3 separate regions of the Mus musculus genome follow, and regions 2 and 3 are each linked to region 1. The links are chromatin loops, found by intact Hi-C in ENCODE. Cell type or tissue: left cerebral cortex. All regions are shown on one strand.

Region 1 (8,000 bases):
CCGTGGAAGGCTAGGCAAACCGGAGGATGCTCGCTCAGCTTTTTAAAAACTGTGGGTAAAAGTGAAGTCAGAGGTGGCAGGCAGTTCTTTGCACGAGGGGTCCAAAGCAACAGTGCTTCCCCCTAAGTGCCAGCCAGGAGACGGGTGTAAGGTTCCACTGTTTCGGAAAAAAAAAAAAATCACCCGAAGGGAGTCAGCAACCAGGCAGGTAAACTTGAAGCAGGAAGAGAGGCAGGAGCCAGCTGCGGGAGGGACTCTCCGCAGAGGCCCCCGCAGCGAGTCTGGCAACAGAGTTCGTGCCCACCCCTTGGCAAGGCCGCAGGGGAGGCGCCGGGAAGCGTCCAGGCAGGAACTCGCTGTGGTTCCCTTGGCTTGGGGCTGCCGAAGCGCTCCGGGGACTTTAGAGGGCGACGTGCCCCAGACCCAACTATCTCAATGGAGACATCGACCATACAGCCGGGTGCCGCCGGGTGCCATCCGTGGGGGGTGGGTCACGCCGAACAAGGGAGGCGTTGGCGCTCAGGTCTCTGGGTCCCCATATTTGCCAGGCGGCTCGTCGCCACCCGCCGAGTCCCGAACCCGGAGCGCGCGCCAGTGTTTGTAAACAAACCGGTCACGTGGCTGCAGCAACCCGTTCCCCGCCCCTAGCACCCCGGGAACCTTCGGGGAGCCCCCTCGGGACCGCGACAGCACCGCCCCAGCCGAGCCCGGCTGCACGCAGCCCAGGAGCCCGACCGTCCCCAGGGCGCACAGCCCGAACTGGAGCGGAATGCGCCCCACGCCCACGCGAGCCCAGCTCGAGATCCCTCATACCTGGCGGTAGGCTGCCCGGTCCGGCCAGCGCCGGGCTCTCCGGAGTGCTTGGCGATGAAGGACTGCACGGCTGACTCTAGCGCTCCCTGCGCGCTCTTAAAGCCACAGTCTCCGCCACCGCCGCCGCCACTGCCGCTCCGCATCCCTCCGAATCCGGGCTGGGGGCTTGCCGGGTGACAGACGCGCCCCCGCGCCTATCCCATCGGCTCAGCACATAGCAACACGCCACTGGTTGGCCCTGCACGGCCGCAGCCCATCCGCCAGGAGCCAATCACTGGAGGACGGAACTCCGCCCCTGCTTTCCCTGCCTCCCGCCCCCAACCCCCACCCGCCCCTCGGCCCTGGCGGGGCGCGCGTGCGAGGAGTGTGGCAAGGTCTGGGTCCCGCCAGTCCTGGCAGCTGGCGGGCAGGGCTGGGAGAAGAGGTGATTAGAGTGGGGGAGCTCTCTGAGATAGGAGCCTGTTTGTCTGGCTTTACTGGGATTCCCAGGACCCGGGGTTATGTTGGGAAGTGGGATTTACAGTGCTTTTGTTTTGAGAACCTAGATAGTAATTCCTCGCTCCACTTTTTAAGCCACTCCTGACCCAGAGCCTAAGTTACTAAAAGTGACCCGCAGAGTTCAAGGCAGGTGTATTTAGTAAGATAGTACCAGTCTCGTCATGCCCACCCATGCCCTGCTCAGAAGCGGAGATTCTCTATTTCCTCTGCCCTGCTCGAAATTTCCTAATTAAAACTAGGAAAGGGTTGTCTGGTGTGTTCGAGTCCCTGGGTTGGATCCCCAGTACTGAGAGTGGAAGAGCATAGAGAAAGACTATAGAGAAACTGGGATCCCTATTGCTAATGGTTAGTGAGGTCTATTAGCAACAGAAAATACAATAAGAGTAGTCAAGGTGACCAAAAGGGAGGAACTGGCATTCTGGGTCAGTGGGGTGGTGCTTTTCAAGGAAGAGAGGGTTAAAAAATAAACTCATGACAGTCGGGAAGTCCAGGGAGGCACCAGGTGGGTGGAGTGGGGCAGAGTCTTCCTACCGGAAAACAGGTCAATTTGATAAAAGAATTTCTGCGGGGGGGGGGGCGGGGGAGACACGGCAGACCCACCCTTTTTTCTAAGACACTGGGATTCTGAATGGTGTTGGGGCAAAATACATGTTTTCATTGCTATTTTAGAAGAGAAAAAAACACAAGGTAATTGGACAAGGTGGTTCTCTGCTTTATAGCCCAATTATAACCCAAGGCTTGGGAAGTGTTAGAAGTTTAAGGTCATTCTTGGTTAGATCGGTCCAAGCTAGCCAGGTTACTGAAAAAGAGAAAAAAAAAAAGTTCATGCGGGGTTGGGGTGCTGAAGGAGGCCCAGGAACCTTTGGTCTCCTATCTGGCAGCAGTTTACACACAAACCCAGGCTGGTATTTGGGTAGATCCCCGGGTGACTCAAAAACGTCACCTGTCACTCCACCCAGCTGTTTTTAATACATATGCAATCAACTAAATTGTCTTCAGTGAATGTACATCGCATGGTTAGGGATGAAAAAAAGTCCCAACGTTAGTAAGAACAAAACCACTCATTTTTGCCGGCAGATACCGGTTTCAGTGTAGGGGCACTGTCAATATTTACAATTGACTGCTTTGGGAATTATAAATCCTGGAGTCCAAAAGCCTTCAGCTAACTAACCACAACCTTGAAAAGACTTGAGATTGGATCTTTAAGAAGATATACTAAATTCTTTAGATTATCAAAAGCTTGATTACCAGCCCAAGGCTGCTTTCTGAGGTTAAATTCCTCTGTGCCCTTAGGCCTTAGTACCCATCGCCTAAAAGAAGGGAGGGCTGGGATCTGGTGGTGGAACTCACAGTAGAGACTTTGCCTAAGGTTCTTGAGGCTCTGGGTTCAATACCCATTACTGCAGAAATAAATAAGGACGGCTGAAATAAGATGGTTTCTGACATCCCTTCCAACTCTAACATTTCAAATCAGGAACCAGGAAATCAAATTGGTTACATTTCTGCAATAGTGTGTTACTAAATATGTTTATATCCACGGGTTCCCTAACGCCTAACAGTAGATTCTGTACTGGTTTTAACACCCTGAGATACTGGTATGTTATGTAACAAGATTGGAGGCTACTGTTCTGTGCTTAAATAAAAGATAACATTAGCTAAAGAAAGCCTGCCTTGTGTGGGGTGCTCTGAGGACCCCTGCAGGCCTGCTGTGTGATTGCAGGAGACTGGAAGAGGCCACAGAACCACAGGGCTGAAAAACAATAGAATCAGCCAGCCAGGAAAAAAAAAAAAAAAAAAAAGCCAGATCATGCCTTCTTCCAGCCAAAGGAGCCAAGCTGTGTGAGTTGACAGAAGGGAGAACCGAAACAAAGAAGTGTGTATGTGTGTGTTGGGGGGCAGGGAGTGAGTACTAGAAACTGCTTCTCTTTCTCTCTGCACCCAAACACCTTCATGGGCCCTCAGTACACATTTACTCAGTGCCCATCTTCAGCACCTTTCCCTGTTGCCTTGGACTTATTCCGAGAACCTATGGGAGAGGAAAGAAGCCCAGGCCAATGGACAGATTGAGAATAGACAGATAATTATTGAAGCCGAGGGCCGCAACAGAGAGGATATTATCCCAGAGAGCAACAGAAAGACAGCAACAAACTTATTCAGAGTCAGAAGGCTCCCTTACAAACAACAACAATGAGACCAAAAAGGAAAAAAAAAAAAAAAGAAAGAAAGAAAGAAAGAAAAATTGGTTGGCAATAAAGGTTTGAGAGGCTCCTGGGCTCACAGGTGGTTCCTCTGCCTGCTGCCTTGGGATTGACTCCTCTTTGTGATGCTAAGCCACATTTATACATCTACTCATCCTTTCACAGTCAGTGTTTGTCTTCGCTTACTAATCCTGTGTGTTCTCACTTCTGCCACCTAAGTGCGGCTCTGGCTGTGAGCAAATCACTTTCTGCTTTTTGTTTTCTTTCTTCCTTCTTTGTCCCCACCCTCCTCTGGAGTCAGAGTCTGTATTTTGTAGCCCTGGCTGACCTGGAACTCACCCTGTAGCACAGACTAGCCTTGAACTCACAGAGATCTGCCTGTCTCTGCCTCCCCGGAGCTGGGATTAACTGTGGGCCACCACTGCCTGATGCTCTTTTCACTTAAAAAAAAAAATTGCCGGGCAAGGTGGTGCATACCTTTAATCCCAGCACTAGGGAGGCAGAGGGAGGTGGATTTCTGAGTTCGAGGCCAGCCTGGTCTACAAAGTGAGTTCCAGGACAGCCAGGGCTATACGGAGAAACCCTGTCTTGAAAAAAACAAACAAACAAAAAATTATTTTGTTGCTGGTATGTGACTGTGTACACGGAGAAGTTGGGAAAGGACAACTTGTGAAAGTCAGCTCTCTGCTTCCATTTTAGTTTCTTGTTTTGCCAAAGCAGAAAAAATAACTTTGCCATTGTTGTTGGGAAGCTAGCTTTACCTATAATCCAGTGCAATTAATAGCAGAGATAGCAAGAAACATAATAGGGGGAACAATATAACATTTAGAGTAGAAGTTCTAAAAGTTGTGTGGAGGGAAATAATCAGACTTGCCAGCTATACTGTCAGAGACCTCTATTTTTCTGTAGGATTGTCACCTCCTACAGACAAAAGATACTTGCATTTGTATACATGGTTGACTCCATAGCTTCCGTTAACCTTTTTTTGTTTTGTTTTGTTTGTTTTTTTCCAGCACTTCGCTGTGTAGCCCTGGCTGTCCTGGAACTCACTCTGTAGACCAGGCTGGCCTCGAACTCAGAAATCTCCTGCCTCTGCCTCCCAAGTGCTGGGACTAAAGGTATGCGCCACCACTGCCTGGCTAGCCGTTTTGTTTTTTTTTTGTTTGTTTGTTTTTTGTTTTTTTGGTTTGTTTTTTTATAGATATATAATGGTTATATCTGTGTGTATGGATCAGCTGCATTCAATGCTTACTGAAGTCAAAAGAAGGTGCTTGATAACCTAGAGCTGGAGCTACAACTCCTGGCAGTTGTGAGCCACCTGGTGTGGGTGCAGGGAGCTGAACCCTGGTCCTCTGGAAGGACAGCGAGGACTCTTTTCCATTCAGCCGTCTTTGCAGCCCTTTAAGATAACTTCATTCAGAGCAAAGGGATATTACAGATTGCAGAGATGTGCTATAAGTGTTGACAGCAAGCTGAGGAAGTCCTCAAGTGCCAATTGCCATCTTGCTGAGTAGAGTTACTCTTCTTATTTCTTTTCAGTGCATACTCCAGGCTACCCGTCCTCAGAGCTTTGGGCTAAATTGCCACTTACCTTTTTACACGGGTTCCAGGCCCTTTTGCTCGCACATGCCCATTTACCTTCGGAGCCATCTCTCCAGCCTCAAGGTTGTTTATACATGCCCCAGTTGTGTTTGGTTGTTTTAGATGAAGGCAAAATCTGTAGCTCAGGCTGGCCTCATAGTCGAAGCAATCCTCCTGCCTCAGCCCCCAAAATGCTGGGACTAAAGGTGTTTACTAGCAAGACAAGTTCTCTGTGTGTCTGTTTCCTGTATCTTTGTCTCTCTGTTTCTCTTCGTGTGAGGGACCATGTATATTGAGAGAATTCGGAACTGGGGCTGGCTTTGAACTTCCTGTGTAGATAAGGATTCCCCCTACCTTGAACCTCTGGAACCATAGCATTTATCCACCGTACCCAGTTTTATGCAGTGCTGGGCATCAGATCCATGATTTGGTACCCACTAGGCAAGAATTCTACCAACTAAGTTACATCCCGGGCTGGTGAGATGGCTCAGTGGGTAAGAGCACTGACTGCTCTTTCAAAGGTCCTGAGTTCAAATCCCAGCAACCCCATGGTGGCTCACAACCACCCGTAATGAGATCTGATACCCTCTTCTGGTGCATCTGAAGCCAGCTACAGTGTACTTATTTATAATAAATAAATCTTTTTTTTTTCCATTTTTTTATTAGGTATTTAACTCATTTACATTTCCAATGCTATACCAAAAGTCCCCCATATCCACCCACCCCCACTCCCCTGCCCACCCACTCCCCCTTTTTGGCCCTGGTATTCCCCTGTACTGGGGCATATAAAGTTTGCAAGTCCAATGGGCCTCTCTTTCCAGTGATGGCCGACTAGGCCATCTTTTGATATATATGCAGCTAGAGTCAAGAGCTCCGGGGTACTGGTTAGCTCATAATGTTGTTCCACCTATAGGGTTGCAGATCCCTTTAGCTCCTTGGCTACTTTCTCTAGCTCCTCCATTGGGAGCCCTATGATCCATCCATTAGCTGACTGTGAGCATTAAATCTTTTTTTAAAGATTTATTTATTTGTTATATGTAAGTACACTAGCTGTCCTCAGACACTCCAGAAGAGGGAGTCAGATCTCGTTACAGATGGTTGTGAGCCACCATGTGGTCACTGGGATTTGAACTCCGAACCTTTGGAAGAGCAGTCGGCTGCTCTTACACACTGAGCCATCTCACCAGCCCATAATAATAAATAAATCTTAAAAAAAAAAAGTTACATCCCAACTACTCTTTTTTTGTTTTTATTACTTTAAATTTAGCATATAAAGCACTGGGTTTCGTAGTGACATATTTATACATATAGATCACTGTGCTTGGTTCTAATTTGTTCCCCGCCCCGCAAGCAAGTCCCCTTTTGGATTTTGTCTAAGTTTGTTTTTTTGAGACAGGGTTTCATGTAAGCCAGGCCAGCCAGAAACTTTCTATGTAGCTGAGGATAACCTTGAACTACGGATGCTCCTTCTGCTTCAGTCTCATAAATGTTTGGGATTACAAGCCACAAGCACCGCAGTTGGTCCTTGTAACCTTTCATAGCATTGAGGATACTCCCATCTTCTGTTCCCTTTCCCTCCCACACCGCAATCCACCCTCAAGTCAAGTCAGCTTCACTTCCAAACACACATTTGCTTTGCTGGTTGGCGGTGGTGCTCACCTTTAGTCACAGCGCCAAGGTGGATTTCTGAGTTGGAGGCCAGCCTGGTCTACAGACTGAGTTCTGTGATAGCCAGAGAAATCCTGTCTTGAAAACAAACAAGCAAAACCAATTTTTTTTTTTTTTTGGCATGCCTGTCTTCATGGATGCCACTCTGGCCAGGGGCCTCTCGCTTTGAGGAAGCTACAACTTCCCATTAGAGCTCCCTGCTTCTAATTCATACTTGGCCAGATGGTACTTCGTCAAAACAAATTCCTTATGATAGTTCATGGGCCCACTCACCAGGCCTGCCAAACCCTCTGGTCCTCCACTCACCCTGCTTAAGTCACCTCACCAATATCCCAGGCCTTGTCTTATAAGATATTTACAAAGTCACCCATTGAAGTCCACTGGAGATTGGCTCCAGCCCCTTCCATATTGGTACCAGCCCCTGAAGCTATAGATGCTCACATCCCTGAACACATCCTCCTATATACTTTAAATATGTCTAGCTTACATTCAGTGTTATGTAAACGGATGCTAGACTATTGTCTAGAGAATGATAAGAAGAAAAAGCCTCTATGTGTTCACTAGACTCACTGTTCTTTTTCTGAGATATTTCAAACTATAGTCTGTTTTAAATAAGTTTGTATTTGTTCCTCAACCCAGAACACTTTGCCCAAGAAACCTGCCTCCTGTAATTTGGATCTCAGGTCAAATGCTTCCTCCAGAGGGCTCTCTGGGATCATTGAGTCTTACAAGGACCGACCCCCAGACAGGGTCATACCCAACTTACTCTTATTGTCTTTATACCTTACGATTGATCCTGGAAGTCATCCTGTTCGCTTGTTTGTTTTCTGTTCTGTCTAGCTCTAAAGTGTAAATCCCATGGCAACATTGTCCTCCTCTTCCTTCCTTCCTTTCTTTCTTTCTTTCTTTCTTTCTTTCTTTCTTTCTTTCTTTCTTTTATTTTTTGGTTTGTCAAGACAGGGTTTCTCTGTGTAGCCTTGGCTGTCCTAGAACTCGGTGCATAGACCAGGCTGGCCTCCAACTCAGAGATCCACCTGCCTCTGCCTCCCAAGTGCTGGGATTAGGGCGTGCATCACCACAGCCTGGCTTCCCTACTGTTTCTTTAATGCCAGGAATCTGGGAGTTCATCATTGTGCCCACCTTCATTCTCAGTAACCTAGAAGGCTAACGCATAGGATGACTGCACACTCAAGGCTGGCCTGGGCTAAAGAGTAATATCCTGTCTCAAAGTTCAAATCAGCC
Region 2 (8,000 bases), 100 kb before region 1:
GCTGTTTACATCCGAATCGTGGACTCGCTGATCCTTGGGAGGGTCTCCTCAGATTGATTGACTGCCCACCTGGGGGGTCTTTCAACACTCCACCATGATTAGTTTGTAGCTATGTTTTCATGGTCACAAGACAATCGCTGAACTATTTAGGTGTTAGGTGCATGTCCTAATCAAAATAGAAAAAGACACGGCCAAGAGGTCAAGCTTATTGGGAAACTCTTTCCAGGGCCACCAGCAGATGCTTTGCCCATGTCTTCTATGCAAAACTGGTATGCTTGGTCTTTTACCTGCAGAAAGGTCTCTCAAAAATAAGATGGCTATAAGGATCTCTTAGTAACCAGGCTCTTCCTGAAGATGCCCAAGTATCTTCCATGATGCTTTTAAAAAAGTAACGTCTGAAAGGCCTGGAGAGATGGCTCAGCAGTTACGAACACCTACTGCTCTTACAGATGGACCTGAGTTCAGTTCTCAGGGTCAACCTTAGTCAGCTCATAACTGCCTGTAACTCTTGTTTCCAAGGATCCAATGCCCTCTTCTGGCCTTCATGGGTACCTACATGCATTGGTGCCCATACATGCACACACACACACACACACACACACACACACACACACACACACACAATGAAGAAATAAATCTTTTTTAAATGGGAAAGAAAAAAATATAGCAACAGGTTTAATTTAAAAAATAAAATGAAATTAAAACTAAAAAGAAAAAAAGTGCTACTCTATTCGAGACAGGGTTTCTCTGTAGCCCTAGCTGTCCTGGAACTCACTTTGTAGACCAGGCTAGCCTCAAAATCCGCTGAACTCAGAAATCTGCCTGCCTCTGCCTCCCGAGTGATGAGATTAAAGGCGTGAACCACCATACCTGGCACTATTTGACTCTCTTAAGATTATATTTTTGAAGGCCGAGTAGCAAGTCCAGGGGACTTCAGGAACAAACACGTGTGCTAAGGTCCTCTTGTCTCTCAGTGGCTGTCTCTAATCCCATCAGAACAGAGCAGTGGGTTACTCCTTCCTCAGTGACGCTCCCATCTGCCACAATTCTTCCTCTCTTATCCTTAATAAACCCTAACACATATGCATTTGCTCTGCTAGAGAGAGTGGGGGGGTAGGAATCACTCTTTTAAAATAACGCAGTCTTGGTCAAAGAGTCAATATTCAGTGGAAATAGTTCCCTTTGTGAAAATTATCTTAAACCAAGTTCATATTCAGACAGCCTGGACAGACTAGCCTAGGCAGCTAGGGCAGACTCGTGCCACCGCTGGGGATTTTAGTGACTTCAGTCAGCTAGTGTTAAGTCTCTTGAACTAGACAATGGCAGCCCACAGGAGGTTGTAGCACCAGGTGTGGGGCTTCACACCATTAACCCCAGCATGCAGGAGGAGGCAGAGGCAGGTGGATCTCTGAGTTTGAAGCCAGCCTGGTCTACAAAGCAAGTTCTAGGACAGCCAAGGCTACCCATAGGGAAAAAGACAGACAGACAGACAAGTAGGTTGCATTAGTCAGCAAGTTCTCTAACACAGAATTATGTCCCCAAACTTCTTTTTACTTCTTATTTTGAGACAAGGTGTCACTAAGCTGCCCAGGAAGGCCTCAAACCTGACATCCTCCTGCCTCAGCCTCCTGAAGAGCTGGGGTTACAGGTCTATATTGCTGGGTCTAGCCAATAACTGCTTCTGAGGTTAGTGGATGAATACATTCAATGTTTTTTTTTTTTTTTTTTTTTTTTTAAGCAGCGTGTGACATATTAACAAAGTAGCTCTCTGTAGACATCTAGGTCTGACCATCCCAGCTAATAAGTCTGAGCCAAGGCACTTCACACATTCGTCCCCGTTATCTAGCATTTGCTTGCCTGAGACCACATGCCTTGAAAGGGTCTTGTTAGTGTGTCACGATTCCAGAACACAAATAGCCCTTGATCCAAGTTTGTGGAGTCGGCCTTGGAGCTAAATATGCCTCACTGACATGTTTTATTTGGCCCACAGAATGCTGCCTCTTTTTTTTTTCCTTTCTTTCTTTTTAAGCTACATTAGCTGCCAACACTTCAAAAGAAAGAGACTTCACGGAAGAACCCAGACTCCCAGCTCTTTAGAAACTGAAAGATCTGGTAATGCAGGTGCGCGGTGTCGTTAAACTCATAACCACCCATGGCTCCGCAGCTGTTGCCTCCTTAGCTGAGCCGTGTGTCCTCCTCCACCACAGCATCCACCGCTCCTTCCATCCTGATCCTTTCTGTTCCCAGGCAGGTATCCTGTATGCCTAGCCTTTCCGTAGCCATTTGTACTTAAGATCCTGTACTGTGGTGGGGTGTCATGTGCTACCGAGGCCCCTAACCTCCAGCACTAGCTGGTAACGCTACTGTGTCTCATCTCCCTGCTTGAAAACAGATGTGCACACAGGTATGGTGGCACATTCCTGTAATCTCAGCAGCTGGGCACCGAGGCAGGAGAATCTCTGTGACTTCCAGGCCAGCCTGGTTTACATAGTGGAGTTCTAGAGCTACATAGTGAGGCCCTGTCTTGGAGGAGGAGGAGGAGGAGGAGGAGGAGGAGGAGGAGGAGGAGGAGGAGGAGGAGGAGGAGGAGTCAAGGCACAAAGGCTTGATTGCGCTGCGTGAGACCCTGTCTCAAATAAACAAATCATTATTTAAAAGGATAAAACTGGAAAGGCTGGCAGAGCTATCTGACTGGCACCTGCTCTTTCCTTTTTCTAACAAGCCTCCCTTCCCATCAGCTCCATCCGCCCACCTCATTGCCAGGCTGTTATTTCCCTTAAACCTAGGGTACCTTCTTCCCAGCTCCCCCCGCTTCCTTCCTCTCTCAGTAAACAAGCACGTTGGTCCCCCTCTGCCTTCAGAGTTTTACCGTTAATCACGGCGGGGGAACAGACAGGAAATAACAACCGGGACGTGGCGAAGTTTAAGACGACTTGCCAGTCTTAGTCACAGCCCTGGTGCCCTGAAATGAGCGCACCTGGAAGAGCGCTCCTCCCTTTGCGAGCCTCTCAAAGCAGGTAGGATGGGCAGAGAGGGGCTGTACAGTGCCGCCGAGAACAGCGGGAGAAGCCCTGCCTTGACTGGGAGCAGCCGTTAGGTGGCAGCACAGGGCACGTCTTTCCAGGTCTTTCCACAACGGATGGGCCAAAGTGAGGCACCGAATTTTCTAGGAAGGGATAACCTAGAACCATATCAGGGCAGGCATTTGGGCTGAGACCAGCGAAAAGTGAGTCAGCCAAGACTCCCCGTGACACCGTGCTGTCTGGCAGCCAGCTGGGGCACGCGGGTGTCTGCTTCCTCTGGTAGAAGATTCTACGGCAGACCTTAGGCCCAATAGAATATTTTCACCCTGACATCTAGATTTTAACTTTTATTTTAATGTTTTTTTCCCTCTCTCTAGTTTTGTTTTTTGTTTCTTTGAGATAGCATCTCATGTAGCCCAGGCTGGCCTCAGACTCCCTCTGTGATCAGGAATGACCTTAAATGACGGATCTCATTGCTTCTGCCTCCAAGGGCTGAGCTTAAATGAATGCCACACGACACCTCGATCTTAAAGGCAAGCCATCCGAAGCCCAGACATTGGCCTGCCCTCCTGTTGGTTCTGTGCTGGGAACCCATTCCAGTGTGGGTATGGCTTCACTAGTGCCAGCCGAGTATATGTCTGTCCTCTGGTTTCAAAGTATTAATGGACGTCTACTTGGTATAACTAAAGTACTATTAACTTGAGCCAGGCATGGTGACATAGGTCTGGAATCATCCCTAGGGAGGTGGAGGTAGGAGGTTAGAAGTTCAAAGCCAGCCTCATCTACATAGTTGGCTATGCAGCAAATTCAAGGTCAGCTTGGGCTACATGATAGCCTGTCTCTGGGGTAGGGAGTTGGGGGACTAATTTGATTTTTCCTAGTTTCTAGTGTGAAACTAGGGGGAGAATCTTTGCACGTGGTAGAGTGGGCTTATGGGACACGGGTAAAGAAAAACAAGCTTTCTTTCTGCCTCCAGCTACCTATCCACTTGGGAGAAACGTGAGAGCCTATAGTCCAGATAGCGGGAGTCTGCAGCCTCAGCGCTCCATGCTGAATGGAATGCAAGCCTTTTTAGGGAACTAGCTGGTACAATCGTGCCTCTTATCAAGAGTGGCCTAGCATTACAGGGCCGGGCCATGCACACCCAAAATAACTCACCAGTCCTCTCAAATGACATTAGTAAAACCAAATGTATTCCTAGAATTTAAACACAGGCTCAAACAACTGCCCCCGTAACAAAACCGTGTTCTCAGACTTCAACTAATTTAGGGGACAGGTCAGTGATCAAAGCAAAGAAAGGCCTTATTATAAGGTAGCATTGGCTTGAAGGCTCTGGCCTCAGAAGGGAAATTTCCCTAGAAAACAACTCCTGATTCAAAGCTTACTGGTTAAAAAAAAAAAAAAAAAAAAAAAAAAAGAAGCAAGTCCAGGACTCCCAGCAGGCGGAGTCTGCGACTCTGAAACTATGAAGTCCCAGAAGCAGCTTCAGCTCTCCCTCAATGGACACTTGAAACCACACGGTGCAGGCATGCCTCAGAAAAAGGCAGCCTTTATGCTGAGCAGACCTCCTTGGAGCCTCAGCATGGTGGTACACACTTGTAATCCCAGCACTAGGGAGGCTAAGGCAGAAGGGAGTTTGAGGACCAGCCTGGGCTACATAGAGACTTTCAAGCAAACCTAGGCTATAAGCAAGAATCTATCTCCAAAAAGTGAATACTAAGGTTCATACTAAGGCAGGGCACTGGATATCACAAGATCTTATGAGGTGCAGGCAGACAGGAGGATCGGGACTTCCTTGCCTATATAGCTAGCTAAAGGACAAGCTGGGATACATGTGACCCATTCTGAGTCTACCCAGGAGAAAAGACCACCAATAACAGAACATCACACTTCCTTTGCTAAAACAGTTCTTAGCTCAAGGAGTACAGATTCTAGAACACACACCAAACATGTGGGAAATGGCAATTAAGACATGCCACATTGGGAAAAGAATAAACACACAAAACAAAACAAAATAAAAAAGAAATACCGCATCAGACATCAGGGCCAGTGAACCAGTGAACTGGCTCGACAAGTTGTCCTCAGACTTCCACAGGGACATACTCCACACTCGCATGCGCACACACACACACACAAACAAATGTATGGTTTTGAGACAGGGTCTGGCTGTGGAGCTCTAGCTGGCCTGGAACTCACTATGTAGACTAGGCTGGCCCGTCAAACTCACAAAAAATCTTCCTGCATCTGTCTCCAGTGTGCTGGGACTAAAGGAATTAATTAAAGCATTAAAAGGTCATGCACCATCATGACCTGAAGGGTAATTTTTTAAATAATAAAAAATGAAAGAAAGAAAAGAATATTCATCATTGAAGCCAGATGTGGTGACTCTTATACTCCCGTGTCTGAGGCAATTGTTACAACTATGAGTTTAGCGCATGGGCTGCACAGTGAGACTTGTCTTTAAAAATAAAACAGAGAGATACACACACACACACACACACACACACACACACACACACACACACACACACACGGGGGGGGGTGCCCTACTGGATGTATACAAACAAAAAGATAGTAAACCAGGCCTGGTGTCTTCAGCCTGTAATCCCAGATGCTCAAGAGACTGAGTCGAGGAGATCTTAAGTTCAAGAGTTGCCTGTGCTAAATGCAAGCTCATTTAGCCTGGGCAACTCAGCAAGACCCTGTCTCAGCACAGAATGCTTAGATAAAGAGAACAATGCTAGGGTGGGTGGCTGGGGGAATCATTCCAGAATCAATTTCCTGCCTGCTCAATGTCCTGTAGCCATTCAAGATGCTAACACGCTGGAGGGCAGCTTGAAGAATACATAAGCCTCCCCCATCTGTTGCTTTTTCTCCTCTTTCTCATGGAGTTCAGGGTATGGCTTCCCTCTTGTTCATTCATGAGACCTCAGTTTCCATTTCCAGGATTTAAAAAAAAAAAGAAGAAGAAGAAAAAGAAAAAGAAAAAGAAAAGAAACAAGAATGCAAGAATGATCCCAGCTACGGGAGCTCTAGAATAAGCCCATAGCTCGTGCTAAGGGGCATGGAACACACAGGCGGGGAAGGGCGTTCATTCCAAGTGGACGGAGTGGACTTGTCTGGGAGGTGGCAAGCTGTAAATTCCAGGCAATTGCCTACAAATGTGCTAATATTTCATGCTTGTTCCCAGGCTTTCCTGAACCCTTTCTGTCACCTGCTGCCTACTCGTAAACCTGCCCATGGAGCCAAAGCTCCTGGCTAGACACCGGATCTCCTGGAGAGTCATCAAATGTGCACACCCACGTGCAGACTCCTGTGTCTTTAGCTTCATGCAGGCAGGACCTGGCCCCTTCCCACCCTGTATACTTGGCTGTTTTGCAGTTCTTTTATGATTTCTTTTGGGAACGTGGTAAATGGAAACTCCTTCTGTATGCATTTTTCCAAATTGATGGAGACTCTCGAAGAGAAGGTGCAAATCTCTGCAAAAGCTTTTAATCAGATCCCATTAATGCTCAGCCCAGAAGCCATCATCACTGAGAACCAGGTCTAAGTGTGAGAATGGGTACGTGGGTCTTCTTTCCCTATCTTTGGTCTAGATTTTTTTCCTCCCAAATTGAAAGCAATTTCATGAAAGGTTTTAGCGCCTGCTTCCCAAAAAGAGCTGGTGTGATTGTTACCTTCTCTTCACAAGGGGATCTGACAATGTGTGTGTGTCTGTGTGTGTGTGTGTGTGTGTGTGTGTAAGTTCTTCCCACCCCCACCCCCACATGTAGTGCAGTCCATGTGTGCAGACATGCGCGTGTGGCGGCCAGGCATTGATGTTACACGGATAGATGTCTTCCTCAAACATTCTCTACCTTATTTTCCAAGGCAGGGTCTCTTGCTGAACTAGGAGCTCGATGATTCGCTTAGACTGGCCAGCAAGCCGCAGCAAGCCTCGGGGATTCTCCTCTCCTGCCTCTGCCTCCCAGCTCTGTGATTACAAGCACCGGGTTTCATATAGGCATTGGGAGAGCCTAACTCAGGGGCTCAAACTTGCACAGCACGCACTTTACCGACTGAGCTCTCCCCAGCCCCCCCCCCGCCCCCCTTGGGCTTTAGAATGGGTCACACATAAGCTCAACTGCAGCTCCCTTTGCATGAGCCCTGCCCTTCTGCAAAATGGATCAAACCAGGGTGGGGCGAGCTTGGAGACTGCTGGGCCCTGTCTGCCCTGGGCTTTGGGGTTACATATGTTTCTGCCCAGCAACACTGGCAGGGAGGAGGGCCTCACTGGCCCAGGGCAGCCAACTGTGCATCTTTGTCAGAGCCTATCAGGAAACTGCCTGTCACCAGCTTCCCAGCACACTGTGGGGGTGGGGTTAGGGAAAGGTTCCTATATTCACAAAGATAATTTGGGTGGATAGGAATAGCATCAGGGGAAGAAAGGGGTATCACCACATCAATTATTGAACTTCACAAATGAATATTTTGGCTCCAGTTCTGGGTCTAAAGCCCTTCCTTTAGGAAAGAGACACTAAATGAAAAAGACAGTTTGCTTCCAACAACAGAAAATTCGTTTTTCTTAATGAGAGTCATCTAGAGACTTGGTAGATTAAAGAAGAATCCAAGGCGAGCATTCCCCAGCTGGTATTCCGTGTTTATTCGGCATCCTAGATAATATGTATATTATATTATCCCAGCAATGTGTATGTGCTGGGAGGACTCTGTGGCTGTCGAGAGTGCTGGTCCTAAGAGGAGCCTTTCTTTTTCTTTCTCTCCCGTATGTAGCTCAGTTTAGCCTAGAACTCTTAGCCTCCCATCCTCTACCTCCTGAGGGCTGGAGTGGTGACACAGGTCAATAATCCTAGCGTTCACGATGCTGAGGTAGGGCAATTGAGAGATGTGAGTTTGAAGCCATCCTGGGCTAACAGAGGGAGCCCCTGGCTCAGCCCTAACCCCGAGTGATCCTTCAGCTGGGTATGGTGCTGTATGCCT
Region 3 (8,000 bases), 57 kb before region 1:
AATAGAAAAGTCTACTGAAGCAAAACAGGTCACAGGAAGGAGATAATGTGCCCAATGACAAGAAAAAAAAGACAACCACAGCTGGGCCCAGACGATAGGTGACAAGTCTCAGGAAGAAAGCAGGAGGGATTTGGGGGAATCTGTTTGTGTGTTTAAAAACAGGATTTCTCTATATAACACTATCTGTCCTGGAACTCTTTATAGACTAGGCAGGCCTTAAACTCAAGAGATCTGCCTACCTCTGCTTCCTGAGTGCTGGGACTAAAGGTGTGTGCCATCGTGCCCAGCCCTCTGAAGAAGTTTAAAATGCAGAGCATGTGCTGGGGATCTAGGTCAGCAGAGTCCCTGCCTCGCCTGGCCCACACTAAGGATTCTAGAATAATGTATATTCTTTTATTTGTTTGTTTCAATACAGGGTTTCTCTGTATAGCCCTGGCTGTTCAGGAACTCATTTTGTAGACCAGGCTGGCCTCGAACTCAGAAATATGCCTACCTCTGACTCCCGAGTGCTGGGATTAAAGGCGTGTGCCACCATGCCCAGCTTTTTAATGTATATTCTTAAAAAGGCACCAGTACATATAAGTGCATATTACTGTACTTAAGTGATTGATTATTCAAGACTGTATGCTTGTAAAATATAAACAGCTGGATTATTATAGTGATAGACTTGTTAGTGCTTGTATTCTCCATTTAGTACTTGAACAAGATTTGATTTTTCTTCATGTATCATAACATGTATTTATCGCCCAATGTCAGCACGCCTCCTTCCTAATGCAATTTTATATCCAAAGACAATGATGTCATCAGAAAAGCTTTAGACTCTTAGAAGATGGGTCATGGCAGAGATAACTGGGTAGAGGTCATTTTGGGCTTCTGCTAGCTAAAGGCCAGGAGAAATGTGCAGATGATCAGGAGACCTGAGATTCGTTCATTAACTGGCTTTGTGTCCTTAAGAGAAATATCCTTTATGGTATCATCTAACAGGTCTGTGCCCCGGGCTAGACAGATGGCCTTGAGCAGGCTTCCCAATAATATAAACGAAGACACACACACAGCATCAAAAGAAAACAGACATTCTCCCAAGAGTTAGTATTTGAAAACTTTATTTTCTCAAATGAGCACCAACACAGATCAGCAATGACAGAAATAACGCACTTCTTACTAATACTGAATCATTATGTACAAATACCGGAAGGAGGTGAAGACAAATTATTCAAAAACAATTGCCTTTGTTACTGAAGCAAAGTGACCTGGGGAAAAAATTCCCACCCAAGAAAGGAACAAAAAAAGAAGAAAAAAGTAACAACAAAAGCAATTCCAAACCCAACAAATACAGTTTGTAAACACAGACAGACAGACAGACAGACAAATCCATGGTACACAGTCTTTGCAGGCTGGGAAAAGGAAGTTGACTCCTGTTCTCACCAAACCACTGTAAGACGCTGGACAGATCTAACTCCAGGAGGACAACGCCTTTCGGGTACATTTCATGACTGTATAGTAATTTTATTAATCAACCACAATTTCAAAGACAATCTTTCCCAGTCATAGGACTAGTATTTCCATTGAGGCAGATTTTTTAATATAAAAGTGTGTTCAAGATTTGATTTGCCAGCCTCTGCCTGAACCCCAAGCAATCTGACTTTAAAAAAAAAAAAGCTATTACTATCCTTTTAAACCTGAACTTGTTAACTTCTAATATGACACGGCTTCTAGAACAGCCAGAGCCCCGGGATGTGAGCGCGGCTGAGCTGCTCCCGTCTCAGAAGCGCAGACTTCACGCTGGCTCTCTTCACAGATTTGCTTCACTGGCTGTAGAAGCTGAACACACAGAAGAGGAACTGGCCGCGGCTCCACCCTCAGGGAAAGAAAATCTTGCTTTGGGCTCTTGGTCCACTCACACATGAAAACCAGAGGGAAAACTCTGTGCCTAAGGTGTAAACTGTAGTTCATAGTGTCCTCAGTAGGAAAGGAAACAGAAAAATGAAACACACACACACTCTCTCTCTGTCTATTCCAATTTCTTGGAAGTTCTCCCAACTACAGTAATTACTCTGAAGTTGTTACTACTAAGCTTGTTTCTTTTCTAGCCAATACTGGGCAAGAAAGTATCAATTCACAACCTGGTAATTTACTAGTCTGTTCTGCTGGGTAAAAATGCAAACAGAAAACTGCAAAAATGTTTTAAAGCCTCAATCCATTTTATAGTTACAGATCCTTAAAGGAAAAAAAAAAGTGTCTTGTTGATTATCCTTTCCCTTAAAATATAACACAGAGGAAGCTATAGAATTGAAAATAAAAGTGCTCTCAGGGGGGTCTGAGAATACAGCACCAAATATATTATTTAAAAAAATTAAATATTATTTACAAAAGTATATTTCACAAGCGACTGTATAGATATATATGTATATACTTGGAAATCTCCACTATAAAGGGGACACCTCTTTTGTACACATTGATCCACCAGCTGAGATCTTTACTTTATCTACATGATCTGTCATAGGAGCTGGGGTGGTCGGTACTCAGCCAGGTCCCGCTGCGAGCATGCAAGCATCAAGCTTGGCTATACTTGACTCATGTTGATTTACTCATCAGCAGCCTGGGGGGAGATGCGGAGGTGGGGCGGGGGTGGGTGGATGGATTCCAGGGTGACAATAGCCCCATCATCCACAGTGGCACAGGGCAGGTGGAGCGAGAGCTGGTCAGCTAGACTTCAAAGTGAAGGTAGCTGGCGGCTGAGGTACCCTCAGGCCTTCCCTTTCTCCTCTTCTGTCCTTGCCCACCCCTGCCCAAGGTCACCCAAAGGACTTCCCTTTCCCTGAACCTATGTGGAGTGAAGGGGTGAGGTCTTTGGTTATGCTGAGTCAATCATTTGGTGAGGAAAAAAAAAAAAACTGACCAGAGAGGCCTTGGGTGCAGGAGCCTCTGCCGCCCGCTGGGCTGAGGACTCGCTAATACTGCTAAGTGTTAGGTAGACAAGCTGTGAGTGGAGCTAAGAATGGTCATAAGAAGCACTTTTGGTTTCACCGTCACAAAGGGAAGCCTGATGAGTTTTGGTCCCACCCCCAAACTTGTAGTTCAAGGACCCTGCCCCTTTCTCCACCCAGGGCACCATAGATCCAGTTTCTGCAAGTCACCAACTTTAGTTTTTAAGAAACTACCTAGGTTTGATCCCCACCCCCTAGTTAAAAAAAAAAAAAAAAAAAAGGACTTGTAGTGTGTATGTAGCTAGGTATTCCCTGAGCAAAGGGTCTAATCAAATCTTTAATGAAGGCCACATCTTCGAACAGGATAAAGAGGGGACAATGGATGACGCTTGGAGCTGGCAAGTCTTAGGAATGTGAAACTGGAGAAATGTGTGTCACTGACCACTTGAGCCTGGGAGTCACGGGTAGTTTTTCTGGCCCTCAGTGGGCCTTGCTGTGCAGTGGGGTGGGGGTGGGGGTGGGGCAGAGCTAGTCTTCCAGGGCCCAGGACAAGCAGACTTGAGGAACAAAATTCTGTTTCTAGGAATCCTTTTGTGTCCCAGAAGACAGGCAGTCTACTGAGCTGGCTGACTTCCTATTGCCCTGGCAAGTCTCAATTTGTCCATTTCCAGATCAGGACAAAGCCGTGTCCACCACGGCTTTCTCCCTGATGGAATTTGGTTCTGCTGGGGATGTGGACTGGAAAATGTTCCTGGAGGGATGCTTTAGCATTGGTTAGCCAGGCAACAGGCTCTTATCTCCATGAGCTCACTCTTGCTCCTTCTCTTCTTGGGCTTTTTTTTTTCAGAGGTGAATTTTCCTGTAGGACCAGCCTAGCTAGAGAACAAGATTCTGAGAAGTACCTAATATGCCCATATTTTAACATTATCTTCTGCCTAAGAAATAAACGAAATGGATTCAAACAGGATTTCAAATCCACATAATAGCTGGATTGATGCAACACAGCCTTCACAGTGTTGATTACACACAATAAATTCTTTTTCATTTTAAGAGATTTACAGGGATTATTTTTTCTTTCCTCCCCAACCCTAACTCAAGGAAGCTTGGGTGCGTGCGGTGGGTGAAGGAGTAATATTGAATCTGTAATCCCTCCCTACTGCTGGACCACACTGTTAAAAGATGTCTATCCACATAGGAGAGTCAGGGCTAAGAATGGAGGTGTAATCTTGGATCTTTGTTTCCAGGTTATGGTGATAAAATTGGAGGGGGGAAAAAAAACCCAAAACTCAGAAACGTTGTGCACAAAGAATTGCTGGTCCCATGGAAGCTACTGATCATCGGATGAGGAAAGATGTGCTAAGCCTTCACTGGCTCCAATCTGAACTCTTCCTCCCAGAACCTTGCCTCTGCATTTTTACATTTCCTGCTTGCTATCAGGAGTTCCCGGTCCACAGCAACGCCTCCAGCTCCTGGCTCTCCTCCATTACCGATTTTTACTGTGCTTTGGGCTAAATGGGACACACACATCTTGTATCTTTTCCTGCAACCTAAATCAGTTAAGAAGACCAAGAAGGTGATTGCCCAGGAGGGGGCGGGGGGGAAAGAGGGCAGAATCACTAAAACCCACTGAGCTTTACCCCCCCCCACACACACACACACTCCCCACCCCCCATTCTCTTTAGCAGGACCTTCTCCAGTCCAGGTCCAGAATGCTAGGGTCCTGCCCTGTCAGCTAGAATCAAGGATGCTTCTTGTGCTAATCCGCTGTCCTGGCACATCTGATGCTAGGGCAGGAGTGTATCATCAGAGAGAACAAAAGCCACGAGGTATTTTTTTTTCTCTTTGTCCTTTTGAAGGAGTCAATTATTTCAAGCCTAAGTTAGCAGGTCTCCAAGAACAGTACAGTTATATTGCACCCTCTTGCCCCTTCCCCAATCCTAGGACTCCCAGGTTCCCCTGTTCTGTTGCTCATGCTCACATGCCGATGTTCTGACAGCCATCAGGCAGCTCTCATGTGGGCAGGGCCACCCCCCCTCAAGTAGGGCTGCCACCATGCAGCCAAGGGTCCGTTCCAGCTCGTAACTGTTTTCAGCCAACACTAGAACAGAGAAGCCAAGATCAACTCACAAACAGATACAAAGCAAAGAGACAGAGAGACAGTGATTTAGAGGCCAGTCACCAAAAATGATGGTGTCAGGGTGGGAGGATGACCCCTGATGGCAAGGCCCCTAAGTTGATGGAACCGAGTGTGTTCAGTCACTCTCTCACGCTTGGGTAGAATGTTCAGTTGGGTGGCATTCACATGGATGCTGGACCGGATGGATGCTATCAGGTCAGTCCCAGCCATTGTCCTTGATCATGTGTGCTAATTCAATGATGTATTTGCCTTCTTTATATTTCTGACTGCTTTCAAAAGCATGTTCCTATAAAACAGAGGAAGAGAAAAAAAAGACACAGAGTGACCAAAGGCACAGATGACTTCTGAGACACAGAAGCAGCGATGTGGCTGACGACAGGCGCCTGGACAGCCATCAGGTGCCCCAAACACTCCAGCACGCAAGTGTCCTGAGTTCCTGCTGTTAGCAGCACAACCGAGGGACATCTGGGATTCCTCAGTATCATGACAGAATTTATTTGGATCATTCCTCTTTTAAACTTTTGCTCAAACGTCACCATCTCAGGAAGCTCTTTCCCAGCTACTCAGCCTGGGATCCCAATCTCACCTGCGGCAGGCACCTCACTGCCCTCTCTTCCCCACGCCTTCCCTTAGCTCTATTCTCAGTACACCTTCCTCTCCAATACCCACAAATGCCCATATGTAGTCACTTCTTTCTGCTGCCTGTAACACAATAAAAACTTTAAGCAGAGATGTTCTTGCTTTGCAAACTTCTGCATTCCTGGAAGACTGAAAGTCAGATAACAGGCCTTCAGGAAACAGATGAAAGGCAGCTGCTGATCTTGGAAGCCAGTTTGGGAGCATTGCAGTAGACAACCTTGGTTTTATGTGAAGTTTCTTGGCTTCTTAATTAAAAAAAAAAAAAAAAAAGCCCTGACAAGGTGGTACACACCTTTGATCCCAGCACTCCGGAGGCAGAGGCAGAGGCAGAGGCGTCTGTGTGAGCTCCAGGGAAGCTATGGCTAGCTACATAGTGATCCCTGTCTTAAGCTGACATTCATTTGCACACATACATGTATGTGAGCTCTTGAGGGAACTGGGATCTCTGAAGCTTACTAGGAGTCTGCCTTACAGACATTTGTTTCTAGAAGTCTGGTTATCATCTTAAGATGCACCTGTTAGCTGGCGGTGGTGGCGCATGCCTTTAATCCCAGCACTTGGGAGGCAGAGGCAGGAGGATTTCTGAGTTCGAGGCCAGCCTGGTCTACAAAGTGAGTTCCAGGACAACCAGGGCTACACAGAGAAACCCTGTCTCGGAAAAACAACAAAAACAACAACAACAACAAAAAGCTGCACCTGTTATACATAAGTAGGATAGCAAGTACCTCCAGACTATAAGGCCAATCAGGTCTTACTTTCTGTTCTCCCTGTTTCCACCTCAGGTGAATCAAGTGCTTTTCTTTCACTACTGTGCTCCAGGGTACTAGACACTGCATGAACCCCCGAGCTGCAGAACCTCCTCCCACCCCACCCTCTCCACCTCCCTGGCAGGTTGCTTCCACCACCATCCCGCCCCCGTGGAGCCTCTCAGCGAGCCCTACAGAAGGCCTTTCTTCCCAATATAGGACAAAGGACTATCTCACATGCAGAGTGAGGAAGCACACGAGCATTTATACATTATCCCAGAACACCTCTCCCGGAAGTCACGTGGGTAATGACAGAGGCACAAGCAGTAGATAAGGGGCTCTTCTGGCAGAGCCTCTGAGATCAGTAAGAAACCAAATCCTACTGTTCCAAAATAATAATGATACAAACTACAGCTTTTTTTTTTCTGTTTGTTTTCAAGACAGAGACTCTTGCGTCTCTGGTGGTCCTGGAATGCAGAGGTCGGCCTACCTCTGCCTCCCAAGTACTAGGATTAGAGGCCTGTGCTACCACTGCTCAGCGGGCATTACTAGTGAACTACCACCTCTATTCAGAACTTTCTATTTCTTGTGTTTTAGAACAAGAGTTCAGACTTTAAGTTGTCTTGTTGAGTGAAGAATCAATCTACAAAGTGAGGAAGAGGGGAGCTAGGAGACCAGAGAATGTGCAAACACTCGGTACTATGGATTCAGCAGCTATGGATTCAGCAGATTTTCCTGTGCACTCTGTCTGTCTGTCTGTCTGTCTGTCTGTGCTATAATTTGAGAATAAGACCTGTTGTGCCTGTGTTTAGGGCAGAAATGAAGAAGAGTAAGAATACTAGGGTGAGTTTTCCTCCGGTATCAAGGGGCATTCCTATAATCCCAGCACTGGGAAACAGGCAGGAGGAAGGAGTACAGCCTGGGCTACATAGTGAGTTCCCAGCATCCTGTGATACGAGGTTTTCTTATTAAATAGAAGAAATGCAAAGTGGATCACCTGCCCACCGGCATCCGTGATGGTGGCTCTGAACTCCAGCAGGAAGTCAATAATCTGGGTCAGTCTCTGGAACCGCTCACTTAACTAACCGATTAGCTACTCAGTGTCTCAACCTATGGGTCACAACCTCTTGGGCAAACCTCAGTCTTCAAAAATATTGGCATCATCATTCATACCGGTAGCAAAATTACAGTTATAAAGTAGCAACAGAAACAACTTTGTGGTTGGGGGGTCACCACACCATGAGGAATTGTACTAAAGGGTCACAGCATTAGGAAGGTTGAGAGCCACTGCACTGTAGGGTTGTTCTGTAGGTTCATAAAAATACCAAGACAAAGGAACAGAACAGAGTTGGGTACACCAAGGCGATCAATACAAGCCATCGGATGCTTCCCCGATGTCCTGCCCATCATCACGATAGGGAGTGGATCGCCATCTTTTTTCCTCTCCTGATGCCAGGGTCAAGTTCAGGGCTTCTAGGCAAGTGCTTCCTACAGTACTCACTCCCAGTAAGTTTATAGTCAACAGCTTTTTATAAAATTGTCAGATCACCA

What was found. Peaks named below come from ENCODE experiments on the same cell type or tissue, not always from the same donor. Only the 100,000 strongest peaks of a DNase experiment are listed, where the experiment ranks them.
Region 2: it touches region 1 in a loop (4-fold over the local background); 37 of 42 quality-filtered maps call a loop at or near these places.
Region 3: a loop joins it to region 1, with 2.9 times the contacts of the local background. A loop is called at or near these places in 10 of 42 quality-filtered maps.

What each region holds. Positions count from the first base shown.
Region 1 is chr11:86,992,779-87,000,778 of GRCm38, forward strand. Ypel2 (yippee like 2) reads right to left here and starts at 984. Exons shown (of 5, transcript NM_001005341.3): 1 at 814-984. It overlaps Gm51915 (a long non-coding RNA gene), which reads left to right. Exons shown (of 3, transcript XR_003949754.1): 3 at 1-1,559. It also overlaps Gm22387. In left cerebral cortex, CTCF peaks have their summits at 361, 1,065 and 3,002; DNase peaks (open chromatin) are centred at 370, 1,002, 2,375, 2,988 and 1 more place; H3K4me3 peaks cover 1,695 bases; H3K27ac peaks cover 3,753 bases.
Region 2 is chr11:86,891,273-86,899,272 of GRCm38, forward strand. No RefSeq gene overlaps it. Among named protein-coding and RNA genes, the nearest start is that of Gm33742, 27 kb to the left of the region's middle. In left cerebral cortex, a CTCF peak has its summit at 3,093; DNase peaks (open chromatin) are centred at 1,952, 2,127 and 3,103; H3K4me3 peaks cover 552 bases; H3K27ac peaks cover 639 bases.
Region 3 is chr11:86,935,339-86,943,338 of GRCm38, forward strand. It overlaps Ypel2 (yippee like 2), which reads right to left. Exons shown (of 5, transcript NM_001005341.3): 5 at 1,087-5,350. The coding sequence ends at 5,261. Among named protein-coding and RNA genes, the nearest start is that of Gm51915, 43 kb to the right of the region's middle. In left cerebral cortex, no CTCF peak of the experiment used is centred here; a DNase peak (open chromatin) is centred at 4,391.